2 separate regions of the Homo sapiens genome follow, and region 1 is linked to region 2. Evidence: read pairs that join two places in POLR2A ChIA-PET (ENCODE). Cell type or tissue: IMR-90. All regions are shown on one strand. Links, peaks and the distances in the headings refer to the core of each region. The heading gives the core; the rest is flanking DNA. Region 1 overlaps WNT5A (Wnt family member 5A). Region 2 overlaps LINC02030 (long intergenic non-protein coding RNA 2030).

Region 1 (4,341 bases), core at 1-4,000, 170 kb before region 2:
GTTGCTGCTGCTCTTTCTCTGAAAAAAATACAGCTGGAACAATTTTTTTTTCCTGTTCCTATTAAAAAACCACAGTTGTTGTTGATAATGATATAATAATGAGTGGTTAAGAACATATTTATTTGGAAGAATTTTTAAAGAAGGCAACATAAGACTTCTGGTAATGAAGGAAATATAATACAGTCCTTAATTCAGCTGGGGAACATAGCTCCATGGAGAAGGTCGAGGAGAACTTTGTTCCTATAGCCTGCATCTGGCTCCTCCATGAATGTGTGTATTGATTGCCCCCATTTCCCTGCAGACGGTGTACAACCTGGCTGATGTGGCCTGCAAGTGCCATGGGGTGTCCGGCTCATGTAGCCTGAAGACATGCTGGCTGCAGCTGGCAGACTTCCGCAAGGTGGGTGATGCCCTGAAGGAGAAGTACGACAGCGCGGCGGCCATGCGGCTCAACAGCCGGGGCAAGTTGGTACAGGTCAACAGCCGCTTCAACTCGCCCACCACACAAGACCTGGTCTACATCGACCCCAGCCCTGACTACTGCGTGCGCAATGAGAGCACCGGCTCGCTGGGCACGCAGGGCCGCCTGTGCAACAAGACGTCGGAGGGCATGGATGGCTGCGAGCTCATGTGCTGCGGCCGTGGCTACGACCAGTTCAAGACCGTGCAGACGGAGCGCTGCCACTGCAAGTTCCACTGGTGCTGCTACGTCAAGTGCAAGAAGTGCACGGAGATCGTGGACCAGTTTGTGTGCAAGTAGTGGGTGCCACCCAGCACTCAGCCCCGCTCCCAGGACCCGCTTATTTATAGAAAGTACAGTGATTCTGGTTTTTGGTTTTTAGAAATATTTTTTATTTTTCCCCAAGAATTGCAACCGGAACCATTTTTTTTCCTGTTACCATCTAAGAACTCTGTGGTTTATTATTAATATTATAATTATTATTTGGCAATAATGGGGGTGGGAACCAAGAAAAATATTTATTTTGTGGATCTTTGAAAAGGTAATACAAGACTTCTTTTGATAGTATAGAATGAAGGGGAAATAACACATACCCTAACTTAGCTGTGTGGACATGGTACACATCCAGAAGGTAAAGAAATACATTTTCTTTTTCTCAAATATGCCATCATATGGGATGGGTAGGTTCCAGTTGAAAGAGGGTGGTAGAAATCTATTCACAATTCAGCTTCTATGACCAAAATGAGTTGTAAATTCTCTGGTGCAAGATAAAAGGTCTTGGGAAAACAAAACAAAACAAAACAAACCTCCCTTCCCCAGCAGGGCTGCTAGCTTGCTTTCTGCATTTTCAAAATGATAATTTACAATGGAAGGACAAGAATGTCATATTCTCAAGGAAAAAAGGTATATCACATGTCTCATTCTCCTCAAATATTCCATTTGCAGACAGACCGTCATATTCTAATAGCTCATGAAATTTGGGCAGCAGGGAGGAAAGTCCCCAGAAATTAAAAAATTTAAAACTCTTATGTCAAGATGTTGATTTGAAGCTGTTATAAGAATTAGGATTCCAGATTGTAAAAAGATCCCCAAATGATTCTGGACACTAGATTTTTTTGTTTGGGGAGGTTGGCTTGAACATAAATGAAAATATCCTGTTATTTTCTTAGGGATACTTGGTTAGTAAATTATAATAGTAAAAATAATACATGAATCCCATTCACAGGTTCTCAGCCCAAGCAACAAGGTAATTGCGTGCCATTCAGCACTGCACCAGAGCAGACAACCTATTTGAGGAAAAACAGTGAAATCCACCTTCCTCTTCACACTGAGCCCTCTCTGATTCCTCCGTGTTGTGATGTGATGCTGGCCACGTTTCCAAACGGCAGCTCCACTGGGTCCCCTTTGGTTGTAGGACAGGAAATGAAACATTAGGAGCTCTGCTTGGAAAACAGTTCACTACTTAGGGATTTTTGTTTCCTAAAACTTTTATTTTGAGGAGCAGTAGTTTTCTATGTTTTAATGACAGAACTTGGCTAATGGAATTCACAGAGGTGTTGCAGCGTATCACTGTTATGATCCTGTGTTTAGATTATCCACTCATGCTTCTCCTATTGTACTGCAGGTGTACCTTAAAACTGTTCCCAGTGTACTTGAACAGTTGCATTTATAAGGGGGGAAATGTGGTTTAATGGTGCCTGATATCTCAAAGTCTTTTGTACATAACATATATATATATATACATATATATAAATATAAATATAAATATATCTCATTGCAGCCAGTGATTTAGATTTACAGTTTACTCTGGGGTTATTTCTCTGTCTAGAGCATTGTTGTCCTTCACTGCAGTCCAGTTGGGATTATTCCAAAAGTTTTTTGAGTCTTGAGCTTGGGCTGTGGCCCTGCTGTGATCATACCTTGAGCACGACGAAGCAACCTTGTTTCTGAGGAAGCTTGAGTTCTGACTCACTGAAATGCGTGTTGGGTTGAAGATATCTTTTTTCTTTTCTGCCTCACCCCTTTGTCTCCAACCTCCATTTCTGTTCACTTTGTGGAGAGGGCATTACTTGTTCGTTATAGACATGGACGTTAAGAGATATTCAAAACTCAGAAGCATCAGCAATGTTTCTCTTTTCTTAGTTCATTCTGCAGAATGGAAACCCATGCCTATTAGAAATGACAGTACTTATTAATTGAGTCCCTAAGGAATATTCAGCCCACTACATAGATAGCTTTTTTTTTTTTTTTTTTAATAAGGACACCTCTTTCCAAACAGTGCCATCAAATATGTTCTTATCTCAGACTTACGTTGTTTTAAAAGTTTGGAAAGATACACATCTTTCATACCCCCCTTAGGCAGGTTGGCTTTCATATCACCTCAGCCAACTGTGGCTCTTAATTTATTGCATAATGATATTCACATCCCCTCAGTTGCAGTGAATTGTGAGCAAAAGATCTTGAAAGCAAAAAGCACTAATTAGTTTAAAATGTCACTTTTTTGGTTTTTATTATACAAAAACCATGAAGTACTTTTTTTATTTGCTAAATCAGATTGTTCCTTTTTAGTGACTCATGTTTATGAAGAGAGTTGAGTTTAACAATCCTAGCTTTTAAAAGAAACTATTTAATGTAAAATATTCTACATGTCATTCAGATATTATGTATATCTTCTAGCCTTTATTCTGTACTTTTAATGTACATATTTCTGTCTTGCGTGATTTGTATATTTCACTGGTTTAAAAAACAAACATCGAAAGGCTTATGCCAAATGGAAGATAGAATATAAAATAAAACGTTACTTGTATATTGGTAAGTGGTTTCAATTGTCCTTCAGATAATTCATGTGGAGATTTTTGGAGAAACCATGACGGATAGTTTAGGATGACTACATGTCAAAGTAATAAAAGAGTGGTGAATTTTACCAAAACCAAGCTATTTGGAAGCTTCAAAAGGTTTCTATATGTAATGGAACAAAAGGGGAATTCTCTTTTCCTATATATGTTCCTTACAAAAAAAAAAAAAAAAGAAATCAAGCAGATGGCTTAAAGCTGGTTATAGGATTGCTCACATTCTTTTAGCATTATGCATGTAACTTAATTGTTTTAGAGCGTGTTGCTGTTGTAACATCCCAGAGAAGAATGAAAAGGCACATGCTTTTATCCGTGACCAGATTTTTAGTCCAAAAAAATGTATTTTTTTGTGTGTTTACCACTGCAACTATTGCACCTCTCTATTTGAATTTACTGTGGACCATGTGTGGTGTCTCTATGCCCTTTGAAAGCAGTTTTTATAAAAAGAAAGCCCGGGTCTGCAGAGAATGAAAACTGGTTGGAAACTAAAGGTTCATTGTGTTAAGTGCAATTAATACAAGTTATTGTGCTTTTCAAAAATGTACACGGAAATCTGGACAGTGCTCCACAGATTGATACATTAGCCTTTGCTTTTTCTCTTTCCGGATAACCTTGTAACATATTGAAACCTTTTAAGGATGCCAAGAATGCATTATTCCACAAAAAAACAGCAGACCAACATATAGAGTGTTTAAAATAGCATTTCTGGGCAAATTCAAACTCTTGTGGTTCTAGGACTCACATCTGTTTCAGTTTTTCCTCAGTTGTATATTGACCAGTGTTCTTTATTGCAAAAACATATACCCGATTTAGCAGTGTCAGCGTATTTTTTCTTCTCATCCTGGAGCGTATTCAAGATCTTCCCAATACAAGAAAATTAATAAAAAATTTATATATAGGCAGCAGCAAAAGAGCCATGTTCAAAATAGTCATTATGGGCTCAAATAGAAAGAAGACTTTTAAGTTTTAATCCAGTTTATCTGTTGAGTTCTGTGAGCTACTGACCTCCTGAGACTGGCACTGTGTAAG
Region 2 (4,407 bases), core at 329-4,328:
TAGGGATGAGGTAAAAAACCATATATATATCGTCAGAACAAATAAGCATCAATAACTGGGAAAAAATTCCAAATTGAGCATTTTCAGATCTGGTTTGCTTTGAATATTGCACAATCCAATGAAGGTTTGATTAAATGAACAAGAGGGAATAGCAATGTCTTTAAAGAGCAGTGGAGAGCAATGTAAGGGAAAATATATTCTATCCCATAGCTAATACAAAATATGTAAAGTGTGGTTAGAGAAATGTGATATGAACTTAAGAGAGGTATATGATGAGCACTTCAGGGTTTTCTAAATAGAGACAGATGATGTCTTGTGTGTGTGAAGAGAGAAATGACCCCTCCACAAACTCCCCTCTACCCTGCACGTGATTCTTCTGTAGTAGGCCTGATAACCCAAATCCCTTACATTTGCCCAATGCATTGCATATTTATTTAAAAGAGAATGTACAATTGCAAATATCAATCCAAGTTAATACTTCCCTCCCAACTAGCCCATGAGTTAGGTGCTTATATTTTCCCCTTCTCACAGATGGGGTAACAGAAGCATGTAGAGGTTAAATAACTTCATTCGTTCATTAGTTACTTACTGATTTCACCACACACTTATTGAACCCTTACTAAGCATAGACACTGTACCAGGTGGTGGAGAAATGAGAAGAGTGTGACTTAGTCCCCACCTTCAATGCATCTTTGGAATGGTAGAGAAGACAGACTGCTAAAGGAGAACTCACAATAGAAAATGGTAATTAGAGTGATGAAACTATGTAGAAAAATCCCTGCCTCTGGCATTGCTTTTCCATGTGTTGTTCTGTTTCAGGCCAGGCCGTGTGTTACCTCATTCATCCCAACACCAACCCTATGGGGTATTCATTCTTTCAGCTAATGCCCACTGAGTGTCAGTCCTGGGAAAATAGCACCCACTGTTGAGAGATTAGATTCCAGTTAAGGAGACAGATATTTATCAAGTATATCACAAAAATACCAAAGAGAGGTACAACTATAGCGAGTGCAACCAAAAAAATGTGACAAAAGCTAGAGGAGTGCACGGTGGGGGGATTTGACTTCATCAGGGAAGCCAGTGGAAGCCTCTCTGCGTATGGAATCATAGGAAGGTCTAGGTGAGATAGGGAAACTATTCCAGCAAGAGAGGGCAGGATGGTGCATGGAGAATTGGAAAGCAAGTCGGGGGAGTACAGTGTGACGTGTGCAAGGAGAGGTCAGTTCCAGAAGGTCCTTTCTTACAAGCCATGTGGGGAGGGATGGAGGGTATCCTCACCACGGTGCTGAGGAGCCACTGAGTGTGTAGCAGCTGACGGGTCATGGCACTGATTGGTATTTATTCTTCTTTTTTCTTTTTTTTTTCTTTTTTTGAGACGGAGTCTCGCTCTGTCACCAGGCTGGAGTGCAGTGGCGTGATCTCGGCTCACTGCAACCTCCACCTCCTGGGTTCAAGTGATTTCTCGTTCTTCAGCCTCCCGAGTAGCTGGGATTACAGGTGCACACCACCACGCCTAGCTAATTTTTGTATTTTTAGTAGAGATGGGATTTCACCATGTTGGCCAGGATGGTCTCGATCTCCTGACCTCATGATCCACCTGCTTCGGCCTCCCAAAGTGCTGGGATTACAGACGTGAGCCACTGCACCCAGCCTTCTTTATTTTTTTTTAAATAAATTTTTTTGTGTATATTTGAGGTTCACAATATAATATGGGATATGTATTGATAGTAAAATGGTTACTACAGTGAAATAAACAAACATATATCATCTCACATGGCTGCTTTTTTTGTGAAAAGAGCAGCTAAAATCTACTTAACAAAAATCCATAATCACTATAATTTTATTAACTATAGTCTTCATGTTGTACATTCAATATCTAGACTCACTGATCCTCTATATCTGCTTCTTTGTATTCTGTGATCTACCTCTCCTCATTTCCTCTCTCCTGCCCCCAACCTCAGTAACCACTGTCTTATTCTCTATACATTTGACTTTTTTCTCTTTTTTTCTTATGATTCCACATATATGTGAGATCATGATGCAATATTTTTCTTTCAGTGCCAGCATCTTTCACTTGCCATAATCTCCTCCAGGTACATCTATGTGTTGCAAACAGCAGAATTTCCTCTTTTTTTTTTTTTTTTTTTTTTTTTTGATACAGAGTCTCGCTGTCGTCTCCCAAGCTGGAGCGCAGTGGCGCAATCTTGGCTCACTGCAACCTCTGCCTCCAAGGTTCAAGCGATTCTCCTGCCTCAGCCTCTCAAGTAGCTGGGATTACAGGTGCCCACCACTATGCCCAGCTAATTTTTTGTATTCTTTTTTAGTAGTTATGGAGTTTCACTTTGTTGGCCAGGGTGGTCTCAAACTCCTGACCTTGTGATCTGCCTGCCTCGGCCTCTCAAAGTGCTGGGATTACAGGCATGAGCCACCATGCCTGGCCTCTCTTGTGTTTTTAATAATAGCCATACTAACGTGTGAGGTGATATCTCATGGTGGTCTTCATTTGCATTTTTCCAATGATTAATGATGTTGAGAGTGTCTTTTCATATACCTGTTGATTGCTTTTATGTCTTCTTCGGAAAGGTATCCATCAGGACCTTTTCCTATTTTTTAATCAGGTTTATTTTTTCTGCTATTGAGTTGTAAGAGTTCTGTACAAATTTTGGATATTATTAAATATCCAAATGTATTAAATGAATCAATTTGGGATCCATTTGCACCAATCATTAATAACTCCTTATCAGATATGAATTGTGAAAATATTTTTTCCCTAGATGTAGGTTGCCTTTTTACTTTGTTGATTGTTTTCTTTGCTGTGCAGAGCTTTTTAGTTTGATATAGTCCCGTTTATTTATTTTTGCTTTGGTAGCCTGGGCTTTTGGTGCAATATCAAAAAAAGTATTGCCAGGGCCAAGGAGCTTTTCCCCTATATTCTCTTCTAAGAGTTTTATGGTTTCAAGTCTTACATTTAGGTCTTTAATCCATTTTGAGTTGGTTTATGTATATGGTGTAATATAAGGGTTTAATTCCATTCCTTTGCAATGGAAATCCAGTTTTTCCAGCAGCATTTATTGAAGAGACTATCATTTCCCCATTGTGTCCTCTTAGTGTCCTGGTCAAAAATTAGTTGGCCATATATGTTTGGATTTATTTCTGTGCTCTCTATTCTGATCCACTGGTCTATATATCTGTTTTTATGATATTATCATGCTGTTTTGCTTTCTATAGCTTTGTGATATAAATCAGGAAATGTGATCCTTCCAATTTTGTTCTTCTTCAGTACTTCTTTAGCTATTTGTTTTTTTATGATTCTATATGGATTTTAAGATTTTTTTCTATTTCTATGAAGAATGCCATTGGAATTTTGATAGGGATTGTGTTGAATCTGTATATTGTTTTGGGTACTATGGATATTTAAACAATATTAATTTTTCCAATCCATAAATACAGAATATCTTTCTATTTATTTGTGTTGTCCTCAACTTTTTAAATCAAGGTTTTATAGTTTTCAGTGCCAAATCTTTCACCTTCTTGGTTAAATCTATTTCCACTTTTTTATGCTATCTTAAATAAGATTTAAAAAAATTTATTCTTAGCATTGCTGTTATTTGTGTATAAAATGCTACTAATTTTTGTATGCCAATTTTGTATCCTGTAACTTTACTGAATTTAGTTATCAGTTCTCACAGTTTTTTTGTAAACTCTTTGGGTTTTCTACATATAGGATTATGCCATCTGCAAATAGAGACCATTTTTCTTCTTCCTTTCTAATTTAGATGCTTTTATTTCTTCCTCCTGTCTGGTTACTCTTGCTAATACTTCTAGTAATATGTTGAATAGAAGTGGCAAGAGTGAGCATCCCTTCCTTGTGCTGGATCTTTGTGGAAAAGATTTCAGTTTTTCCCTGTTGATTATGATGTTAGCTATGGGTTTTTCATAAATGTCTTTTGTTATATTGAGGAACTTTCCTTCTATACCTAACCCATTAAGAGTTTTCAATCAAGAAATGATGGGCATTTCTTAAGATGACTTTGGCTGTGTTGTAGAGAATCCATTAGAATGAGCCCAAAGGTGGAATTTGGGAGACCAGACAGATTTTCAAAAGAGAGGTACTGGAGTGGTGGCTGTGGAGCTGTCCAGAAGGGCAAAGATCCAAGAGATATTTTGTAGGTTACATTGACAGGTTTACATGTGTTGGATATGGGACCAGTTCAAGAGTGACCCATTTTACAGATGGAAAATCAATGGACAGAGAGAGAGGCTGATTAACTCCCAAGGACACAAAACTGGTAAGAGAATCAATCTTTATTAGAGCAGTTGAAGAACTGTTGAGCAAGCACTTTTACTCTCTCTTTTGTGAGCATGAAGAAGAGGAAACAAAGAACCTTTGCTGAGGAAAATGGAACA

Evidence for each region. Peaks named below come from ENCODE experiments on the same cell type or tissue, not always from the same donor. Only the 100,000 strongest peaks of a DNase experiment are listed, where the experiment ranks them.
Region 1: POLR2A ChIA-PET joins it to region 2 with 10 read pairs; 2 of 35 experiments call an interaction of 5 or more read pairs at or near these places.

Annotation. Positions count from the first base shown.
Region 1 is chr3:55,466,511-55,470,851 of GRCh38, reverse strand. It overlaps WNT5A (Wnt family member 5A), which reads left to right. Exons shown (of 5, transcript NM_003392.7): 5 at 302-4,341. The coding sequence ends at 760. Among named protein-coding and RNA genes, the nearest start is that of WNT5A, 19 kb to the left of the region's middle. In IMR-90, for the core only: no CTCF peak of the experiment used is centred there; DNase peaks (open chromatin) are centred at 2,391 and 3,551; H3K27ac peaks cover 1,814 bases.
Region 2 is chr3:55,300,828-55,305,234 of GRCh38, reverse strand. LINC02030 (long intergenic non-protein coding RNA 2030) reads right to left here. Exons shown (of 6, transcript NR_183750.1): 6 at 4,288-4,407. All of the region lies in intron 1 of LOC124906243 (a long non-coding RNA gene), which reads left to right. Among named protein-coding and RNA genes, the nearest start is that of LINC02030, 76 kb to the right of the region's middle. In IMR-90, for the core only: no CTCF peak of the experiment used is centred there; no DNase peak of the experiment used is centred there.